Regions from separate parts of the Homo sapiens genome. Here region 2 is linked to region 1. The links are chromatin contacts, found by Hi-C in ENCODE. All regions are on one chromosome and are shown on one strand. The core of a region is the stretch at or near the end of the contact, and the rest is flanking DNA. Distances in the headings are between cores, read along the strand shown. Region 1 has its middle 290 kb from the start of LINC01985. Region 2 has its middle 180 kb from the start of LINC01985.

What was found. Hi-C counts contacts between places; a loop is a spot of excess contacts on that map. Pooled maps may share reads with other maps.
Region 2: a loop to region 1 is called in a map of endothelial cell of umbilical vein, with 4 times the contacts of the local background. The contact joins two enhancer-like sites. A Hi-C loop is called at or near these places in 7 of 168 maps with a recorded cell type or tissue (cardiac septum, endothelial cell of umbilical vein, heart left ventricle and 2 more) and 9 of 50 pooled maps.

Annotation. Positions count from the first base shown.
Region 1 is chr3:30,225,491-30,230,663 of GRCh38, reverse strand. No RefSeq gene overlaps it. Among named protein-coding and RNA genes, the nearest start is that of LINC01985, 290 kb to the left of the region's middle. Within about 2 kb of position 2,548, at least 6 of the 41 ENCODE cell types and tissues checked have a DNase peak (open chromatin) inside an H3K27ac peak, as active enhancers do; they include endothelial cell of umbilical vein, where a contact is called at or near this core.
Region 2 is chr3:30,340,191-30,345,763 of GRCh38, reverse strand. No RefSeq gene overlaps it. Among named protein-coding and RNA genes, the nearest start is that of LINC01985, 180 kb to the left of the region's middle. RefSeq lists an enhancer at 2,462-3,661. Within about 2 kb of position 3,288, at least 13 of the 41 ENCODE cell types and tissues checked have a DNase peak (open chromatin) inside an H3K27ac peak, as active enhancers do; they include endothelial cell of umbilical vein, where a contact is called at or near this core.

The DNA.
Region 1 (5,173 bases), core at 1,299-3,798:
GCAGTGATCTTTTATTTTCTGTCTGACATTGCTAGATAGAAAAATTTCACTTGACCTTCAAGTATTATTTATTCGCCTCAAAGACAGCTGGGCTCCGTGTGTGTAGGCAGGCATGTAGAATTTTGGAGAAGGGAATATGATTAGATTATTGTTACTTGGATGATTTGCTTATTATGTTTCTCTGTAGTCACAGTTAAGAGTTTCATACGTGAGAGATGGACTTGCTTGAGTCAAAGAAACCATTTGCTTTCTGATCTCTTTAAACAGTAAAGGAATCACCTGTTCTTGTTTAGTCTCTGTGATCATTTATTATTTTTTATTATTTCAGCAACTAAAGCTATTCCTTAGTGCTTAAAAAATATTGACAAAATATAAAATTCTTCCTTGATTATGCCTTTTCTCTCTGCCTTTTCAAATTTGACTGGCTTTTGGTTGAGATATTCTTCTCAGATGAATAAGTTGAAATGGGAAGGTGTTTGTGTGAGTGCAGCACTGTTGGTCTAAACAAAAATGATATATCAAAAGATCTATGAGAGTAAGTCTTTTATTGAAAATGTGAATTTTTACAAAATGGTAAAACTTACATTTTAATGGGGCTAGGTTCATGTTTTTGTTTTTGTTTTTTAACTGAATAGTTGGTACATCTGGAATTAGCTTCAGTTCCCTTGGCTGACTTAAGTTATAGTAACATTGGACAATTGCATAGTCTCTCTGAGGTTTGGTATTTCCAGTTTTAAACATGGTTAACAATGCTAGTCCTTTCTCTTATTCATAGAAATTAATCAAGGAATAAGATGTTGATCTAAAACATTTTATAAGATTTATTAATTATTAGGCCCGGTGCAGTGGCTCATGCCTGTAATCCCAGCATTTTGGGCAGCCAAGGCGGGCGGATCACAAGGTCAAGAGTTCGAGACCAGCCTGGCCAATATGATGAAACCCTGTCTCTACCAAAAATACAAAAATTAGCCGGGAATGGTGGCGGGTGCCTGTAGTCCCAGCTACTCAGGAGGCTGAAGCAGGAGAATTGCTTGAACCTGGGAGGCGAAGGTTGCAGTGAGCCGAGATCACGCCATTGCACTCTAGTCTGGGTGACAGAGCGAGACTCCATCTCAAAAACAAAACAAAACAAAACAAAGATTTATGAATTATTTAATATATAAATACAAAAAAATACCTTAGCTGCTAGAACCTATGTTCCAATAATATGACAGTGAGATACCATTTGATGATAGGTAGGCTTCTGTTTTTAGTTTAGTTTATGTAAAAATATATTTAATTCCATATTTCATGAATATCCCCATAAATAGGCTTGAATAAATATAATTTTATAATTTGAATAGGTAATCTTGCTGTTAATAATTTAATTCTATTGAAACCAGTTATCCATCCCAAATTTACAGCATCCCATATTCATCATAAATTTTCTTTATTTTGATGCAAAGTCGCTTTCCTGTGGGAACAGCTCATGGAATTTGCATATTTAAGTTCCACTGTTTCTAGAGGTCATTGCCTGTTTTGTTTATAAGCTTGTTCCTTCTTAATGTTTCCACTTCAGTTAAACTTGAGATCACAGAAAGAAGGAAAAAAAATTGAGTAGTGGGTATCCCTTCCTATTGGATCTTCAGTTTAGCAGAAAAGCCCTGAAATTTTATGAAAAGTGTTTTGATATGAAAATTTTATCCTATTGACTAATCTCCAAATGTCTGGACTTCACATGGTTGCTTAACCAACACCCAACCCATCTTTACATGTATAACTTTCTTGGCTATTCCAATGTTACTATTTCTTTCTTTTACTGCTCCTATTCATTTATTTCTACAAACCAGTTCTGTAGAATATGTAACTTAATTGTCACAATCAAATCACTCTGTGGCAATAAGAGAAAGCCAACTGTACAGCAAGAGAAATATGTTATAAAACATCAACTATTTATTTATTTATTTATTTATCTGAGACTAGGTCTCACTCTGTTTCCCAGGCTGGAGAGCAGTGGTGTGATCTCAACTCACTGCAACCTCTGCCTCCCGGGCTCAAGCGATTCTCACACCTCAGCCTCCTGAGTTACTGGTACTAAAGGCACACACCACCATGCTCAGATAATTTTTTTTTTTTTTTTTTTTTTTGGTAGTGATGGGGTCTTCCTATGTTGCCCAGGCTGGTGTCAAACTCCTAGGCTCAACCTATCTGCCTGCCTCGGCCTCCCACAGTACTGGGATTATAGACCCAATCCTGGCCATAAAGACAACTATTCTAAGGAGAGTTTGCTCTGTGAGTGATTTTGAAAATGCCCTAGAGATTTTTTGCTTTAATTTTTTTCTTAGGGCTTTGAACCTATATGAGTCCAGAGTTAATTTTGTTACACAATAGATTTTTTTTTTTTAAGAATGGTTCCTGCATGCATATCCCCACCAAGTTTTCTTCTGAGAGTTGAAATGTTGTCTGGTCGAAAGATATGAGAAGCTACTAAGTTATTGCTTAGTCATTTCCTCATGAAGATAATTTTTGCTTTTATTGGCATTGGCTGACCCTTCATGAGGAAGATAAACATAAGATTTTCGCAATCAGTTATACTCAGAACAGAAATACTAGAGAAGGTGCAGGAAGAGGACAATGATGACTATAAAAGCAGAAGAAAGTAGGACTTACAAAGAAAGATCAAAGCAAGTGGAGTCCCTTTATCTGATCAGGAGGCATGTAAGGGCATGAAGACATTTCAAAGAAAAGTCACTAAACAGACTTCTTGGAAAGTTAAAATGATGAAGGTAGAAAATGGTTCCAGTCTCTAGAATTTTAAACTCTGAAGAAAAACAGAAGTTTGATAGATAACTTTTCATTTGCTCAAAAAGTGATGCTAAGTTAGAGAGGAATGGTAGATCAGCTGCTCTGTTTTCACAAAAGATCAAATAACAAGAATTTCCTTTTGTCCTGCAGTGTGATGGATTTAGGCCAACCCTTGGGTCACTTTAGGACACTTAGGTTTTTAAGCATTGAATTAAGTATGTCTCTAGAGTTTATTATCATTTGGAGTAAAACACTCTGAAGTTTGAGGGCAAAGTAATATTATCTTTAGCCTGAATTGATAAAATATGTCCTCAATGACAAAAGGTGGGAAAAAATTTTATGACAGGTCTTCCTGCTTGATGGTTTTAGGTAGTTGGTGAAAGCAGAATGAAGATCCCAAATTAAACCCAAGATTTGTGCAGGGTTGGGTTTCACATGAATCTGAAAATAACTAGAAGTTTGGTTGTAAAGGTGGCCCAAATTATATTTGCCTGTGGGAAATTAGAGGAGAGAGAGCAAGCAAGCAGACAAATTTGGTCCACCAGCCAATCCTTAGTTAATAGACATGAAGAGAAAACTCTATATGAGATATGATGATTGCCTCTCCTGTTCCTAGGCCCAGAATTAAGTCTAGAAAAGGGGTTTAAGTCTAGAAAAGTGAAAGGGCTAGCAGGTGGAGAAAAGCCAAAAAATAAAGGTCTTAACGTTTATTTTAATTAAAATTCCTTAAGATGTTGGGCTCTTAGTAAAACTATTTTGAGATTCATATGTCTAAATGTGACACAAAATAGGGAGAAACATGAAGCCCACATTTGTGCACAAAATAGTCGTGGCTTTAGCATCCTGAGTAACCCACCGTGTACCACTTTGACATGCTGAGCATTCCAGCAGAGGTGTTTGGTACAGGCAGGGCCACCAGCAGAGGTGGCATTGCCAAGAGGGAGGTGACCATAGTGGGTAACATAGGCAATTATTTCCCGGCTGCTTATCAGCAGCTGAGGTCTTGGCAGTCGACATTGAGAAGGGCCAGGACTTTTCGGGAAGCACACGTGAGACACTCTGGAAGATGTCTCAAGATCACTGGAAAATTGTTGTCACTTTTACCAGTATGTGGGACGGAAGTGAAACTAAATAAAGTTTAGGTTACTCTAGCTGTGCACTGGGCAATGGTGGATGAAGAAATACTGGTGCATGTAAAGAAAAACAAAATCTGGTCATGTCAACCTCATGAAATCTTAAGATAGAGGTGATCCTGACAAGTTGCAATAGAGTGAGACACAAAACAAAGCCAATATTAATGGAGGTGGGCAATGATCAGACTTGAGAAATAGCTTTTTTTAGTATAAAGATCATCCATTATTTATCTAGAGCTATATGTACATATGTCAAGACTTGTATTTGAATGTATTGTATTTCAGATGCATTATATTCTTTAACCCTCACAACAACTGGGTAAGTAATAATTACTGTATCTCTTATAATCTTTTCAGCTATAGTTACAGAAGACCTAGCTAAAACTGGTGTAACATTAAGGACCATTATTGTCTCTTATAAGAAGAAGAAGATGACAGGAGAGGGGAATATGCCAGAGCTGGTGCAGTAATTTATGAATGTCATTAAGAATTTAGGGGAGTGGGGGGAAAATAAAATAAAATAAAATAAATAGAAGAAAAACAAAAGAATCTAGGGTCTTTACAACTCTCCAATAAGTCACCGTTTTTATATTTGCTTCCTTCTCACCGTTATCTATCATAGTTACCAGGTGGCTACATCATCATGGGATTACAGTGACTGGCAAAGAAAAGGAGAGTTTCCTCTCACATCTTAGATGTCTCTAAGCGCCTTTCCCTGAGATCTCACTAGATTTCACTGGACTGAATCATGCTCAGGTTCTCAGTGCAAAGGAAGCTGGTAAAGTGAATAACAGCACTGTCAATCTGTTGAGTGGGAGCAAGGCTCTCCCAACTAAGATGGGGGATAGGAATGGCAATTAAGTAGGTGACAGCCATTTTATATGTGGGAAGAAAACAGAGGATATAAAACTTGCCCCAGGTCACAGAGCTCATAAGCAACCGAGCTGGGTCAAAAACTCACATTCTTCACAATCATGCTATAATGTACTCACTCCAGAGAGTCAGCCTGGGATCTAACCATCTCTTGGAATAGCCTGCAAATATAAGACAACCAAAGTATGATCTGGGGCTCAGGGGACGACACACTGGTGTGTCTTCCATCATGTTTCTGCCTTCTAGCTTTTCACTAGGCAGGCTTATGTAGAAGGCAGAGAGTGAAATTTTCTGAGTGCCCTAAATTCTCTTTCCAGCTTTCCATTTGACATTGGAGCATCTTTTTTATCTCTGAGTAACTGGAAAAGTCCGTCATTGCCATT
Region 2 (5,573 bases), core at 2,039-4,538, 110 kb before region 1:
TTTTTCTCTAACAGTTTCCTCTTCTTGCTTTCGCCATCTTAGAAGTCATGAAGAGCTCTGATGATGTTACTGGGTAAACAGCCTTGGCCTGAGGTTGAAGCAAGGAAACTCTGGAGTTCAACAAAGACACCAGGCCTGATGACCAACACTGTAACTACTAGACAGTGATACTGGACAAAACAACCAATCTCTCTGGCATCAGCATCATCAGTGATAAAATCAGAATAATGATAATTCAATCTTCATAGAGTTGTTGATAGAATTCAGTGATGTGAATTATGAAAAGCAATTAACTAACATAGTGCCTGACACATTAGAACTGCTTATAAAAGGATGGGAACTTTTACTATCATTTCCCAGGGACCAAATGAACACTCTCTTTCTTAATAGCACTGGAACCTCTGAGCTATCTTGAGACTTTACTTTAGGGAGTAGATATGTGTTATTTTGGTAGTAATTTTTAAACAAGATGTAATTGCATACAATATTCTTAAGAGTTGAGTGTGATTAGCGTATGTACTAATAAGATATATAAATATATACACATACATGTGTATATGTGTTGTGTATATGTGTGTGTGTATATATATATATATATATATTATATATAATTTGAAGAGTAACACCCCAGTTAAGATATAGAGCATTACCATCACCCTAGAATGTTCCCTTGAATGTCTTTCCAGTCTATGCCCCCACCTCCATAGTCGACCACTATTCTGATTTTTATTCCATAAATGAGTCTGCCTATTCTTGAACTTTCATATAGGTAGAATCAAACAGTAAGTACTCTTTTTTTCTGGATTTTCAAGCTCAATATAATGTGTGTGTGATTCATCCATGTTGTTGCAGATGTAGATCTCAGGTCAGGCCACTTATTTCTTTTTATTCCTGAGATATTCCTTTATGCCAATATATTATATTTATTTTTCTGTTTTCTTGTTGTTGGACGTTTGGGTTGTTTCCTGGGTTGTTTGTAACTTTAAAAGTTTATGCCATTTTTAAAAACTTCAAAAGAGATGGTATGGTATAAATAATTTTGCATTAGTTGGCTTTATTCTACACCTTATGAATAGAGTACAAGCATCTAATAAACATAGATGGTAGGCTTCGGAGTGGAACATTAGATTTAGATTCCAAAATGGTGCATGTACAGCCTTAGCTTCCTGGGACTCTTTATTGTCTGACTGCCACTAGAAGGTTGGCTGGCTCCTGCCAGGAAAACATTGTTGCATTTACCCTGAGTGGACCTTTTCTGTGTGTGCCCTCAGAGCACTTAAGAGAACATAGAGCTGTCACTTCTCAAGTTTACTCACCAGGCTATAAGCTTTCATTATACCTATTTGGTAACAAATGTTTGCATAGTGACAGAATTTGGTCTTAGACTCACTTTTATTGCAACCTGGTTATGAGACAGCAAAGAGGCCAATGCCCTCTTATACTACCAACAACAAAAGCACTTATAGTTACCAAAAAATGAATGATAATTATGAATGATAATTGGCTCAATACCTATTGGCTCAATACAGAAATAATATATTTCAGGTAACTTAAGTATAAAACAAAATCATTATAAAGAAATTGCCATTTTTTTTTTCTACTGACCTAACCACCCTCCTACGGCACCAGGTAAGAATTTTTCTGTGCCAAGGGTTTGTGGTTTATACTATCAAATGCACATTAAAATTTAACTTCCCATTTTCAATTAAATAGAATTGAGTCACAGTCAGTACATATCCAGAAAGGTTCACATCTTGTGATGCACTTATAAATCTGATCTTGTAAGTCCCCAAATCATATCTGCTTTCATGCATTTGTTTCTTCATTTCCTGCCCAAAGAATGTTTGGAGGATTATTTTGATCCTACTGTAGTTTAAGACCATGCCCTTACATGACTTAGTTTATTGAATATTTTGCTAGCTTATTTTTATTTTATTTTATTTTAAAGTTGTTAAGAACCAGTGGATTGTTAGTTGAAATATGCAGGGCTGCATTCCCCCATCCCATTACTACCTTTATTTCAAGTGAAAGTTTGCCATTCATAGTGCCTTTGCTTCCTAATGACCTCATTCATACCAAAATTGGGACCTGGAAGCTGAGGCCCGGATTTTTCTCTGACTCAGTTTCCTGTGTTCCAAAAAAATTCCTTTTCCTATATTAATTGTTATTCTTCTTTTGTTAAGACTTAAGTGGTTTTAAGGTAAATTCTCATGTTACCCTCTAATGCCAACTTGAGCTGTTTAAAATATCGGAAGCGCTCCCACAAATGAATTGTGTTCCCACAATTTCCTAGCATCATTCATTGCTCTCATTTCACAGATGCAAACACAAAAACACATCCTTTTGTACATAACAATCATAAATACTTTCCCAAGGTCAGGAATATTTCTGTCAGGAAAGCCCTATTTTACCAAAGAACAGGATGTTTTGATAAACTAAATATTCTGAGAATTATCATATGTACCTATCAAGGTTTCTATTGTGAAGCCTTCTCTCTCTTCACTGAGAAAGAAGTCGGCCCTTTATCTGTCTTCCTTGCTTCCTAATCTCCCACCCAAGAGGTTCAACTATTGGCTTAATGATTCACTAATTGTGAGAGATGGTGATTTATGATATTAGGGAAAAAAAAGGAAGCCTTTATAGTTGAAAAAAAATTAAGATTGTTCTCATGTTTTAATCCTACATCTATTTCTGGTCTGACTCTAGTCTTGCTTTGTTTTATTTTTGCATTTGACTGTCATCTTGATGTTTACTTCGGTCTACTTTAGAATCCTTGTCTTCATTCTGGCTTTTCTGCTTGTCAGTTTTGGGTTGGCTTTATTTATTTATTTTGTTTGGGGGCAGGACATAATCTCTTGCCCTCAGGCAAAATCAGTTGCTGACTCTCCCCCGTTTTTTCTCCAGGGTCTAGGTCACTTTATTAGCATATCTTTCATGTTTAGGTAAGACTGCTGTCGCTTTTTGAGAAGTTAGTAGGTATCCTGTGGATAAAAAGTGATATCAGGCTTTTTTTTCCTTCTCTCTCTCTCTCTCTCTCTATATATATATATGTATATCAAAAATATTAAGCACATGGATATGATTCTTATACGATAATTTGTCTTTCAAAATGATACGAAACACAAGAAGGTACATGCAGTTGATGTGATTATGACACATTGCTCTATTATGCCCAGGAAAGACTGTTTGATGAAGCCTGGATTTTTCATAATTCAGAATCTGGCTCAGCTACCTGGTCTTGTCAACTTCCAAAAGTGACTCACCAGTGACTCAGACTCAGAGGATTGTACCATGCGAAGCTTGAGCCCCAAAGGCTTTGGAGTGAAACAGGCTGGTCCAAAGTTTTAGTTCAGCTGAGATATCCTAAGTGTATTATTTGCAGGTTGAGATTTGATTATGAGAAATGAAGATATCTACCTTATAACATAGTTTAAAGGCAAAATAGTCTAATATATACACAAACACATATAGAGGCAAGATGAAGTAAAAATGGTAGCTGTGGTTGTTCTGAGAATGATTATAAAACAGAATTTGTAGAAAGAGACATATTGTTAAGAGGCTTATATAACTTACATAAGACAAAAATTATATTAGCCAAATTACATTTAGTAACTTTGTTGTATAAACATAGAAGAGCAGAAGCAATCAAATCTAGTATGCAGATTTTCCATGAGTCAGGTTATGACATCCTAATTCTTTCATCTGCACAAGATAATTAGACCTGCCTCCAGGACCACACAGATGGAGACAGTGGAAGGGCACCCTTGATCCAAGGTCAGCATCATCAATATTTCCTTTCAGTTCACTCAGTGCTCTTTCTCACTGACACATGCTTTAGTTATATGATCTTCAGTCTGGGTCTAGGCATGTCTTGCTGGTCGTTGAATTATATGTTTTCTTATTTTTTCTGATGAATTTTTAGGAAAGAACATCTCTTCACACTTATGTGCTGATACAGTTGGGAGACTTATGATGGCAATTATATTTTTTATTAATCACATAGGGAAAAAAGTATAAAGACTAAGGAGTGCATAAAAGCAGGAAGGAGTAGTGTGGTTAAGTGATGGGCGAATGAGAAAGAAAGCCGGGGTCAAGATGATAGAGGGTGAAATATTTGTTGACACTGTATTAGATCCTGTACAATGGCATGGACACTTAAAATACAAAAGGTATATACCTGAAAATTGTTTGCCTAAGCCTTTACCTTATGAAAGTAGATGGAAGAATATGTAACATTGTCTCCAGTTTTTTTTAGCTTTCCTCTTAACTCATCCATTATTATCTCTTTTTGCAAATCCAGAAGCAGGCCAATTTCCAGATATCAATTAACTGAGTTACTATCTTGCCGAAGGCAAATGTGTTTATTGGTCAATTTACCAAACTCCCATTTTCAAAAACTATTTTTGATGGACAACATTTTACTTTCCCTTTCATGACAAGCTGCTAAGGGATCTTCAATATGTCTGCCACTGCTTCCTGCTATTAGCAGCTGGAGAATGACAGGATGAGAGGCAAAGACACAAGAGAGTTGGGACTTAAGAAGATATTTCACCTGAATAATCATGGAATATAAAAATGCAATAAATATGCTATGAATATACTATTTTGCATGATGCGATTGTGTTGATAAGAATTCTTCACATATATTCAATGAATTTACATTTTGCACTATTTTTCTTGGATATCAAGAACTGTAACAATTGTCCACTTGCAGGATTAATAATATATTCTAAAAACAATAAATTCAAAAGAATGCTCTGTGTTTGAGAATATAGTCTTACAATTATATCTTTCATACCCTCTGTAGTATCTGTCTCTTCTACCCTGAAGCTCATCCGTTTCTCAGCTCACCTATTTTTCAATTCCCCTTTCTCTGCTCTCTCTTTCCTCAGCCTCCTCTTTTCTTTGTTCTATAGCTCCAGCTGGAACAGTGCGGACTGTCACAGAAACAAACCAAACATTCCTTAAAGTGCTATAATTAGGGCAAAATAAAAATTCATGAGCCACAACTATGTAGTAGAAAGGTATAAGTAAATTTGATGAATCAGTCATTTGGTGAATTAGACTTTCAACTAATTGGCTTTAGGCATGTTGCCCACTCAACAAACTGACTTCTGGTGGATTCACTTAGAACCTGTGTATTCTGGGAAGAGGTAGAGTGGTGAAAGCATAAAGCTTGGAAGAGATTAGGGTTTTGCATTTTTTTTTGTATAAAAATTGTTTTGGCGACTTATAGCAAAATGTAGTTCTGTCCAAGCAAAGGTGACATGACTCAACTGATCATTAGTCTAGATTGGTGCTGTAGTTGTGTGCAGCACTGATAACTTATTACAACTTCATATCTTTGTGCTCACTGGCTACGTCATCAATTTTATTGAATTTAGAAAATAAGTACAATGAGCTTGGTAGTTTATGTGATATGTGTGACAAATAAACTTTAAAGTAATTGGTGGCAAAGATTATTAAAGTACCTAAATATCATGTTCGGCATATTTTTAAAATATGAAGTATTAAAGGATTTTTTTTGTTGTTCAGTGGTCCTTGTTGAAATTTTAATGCTATGTAGTTCAGTT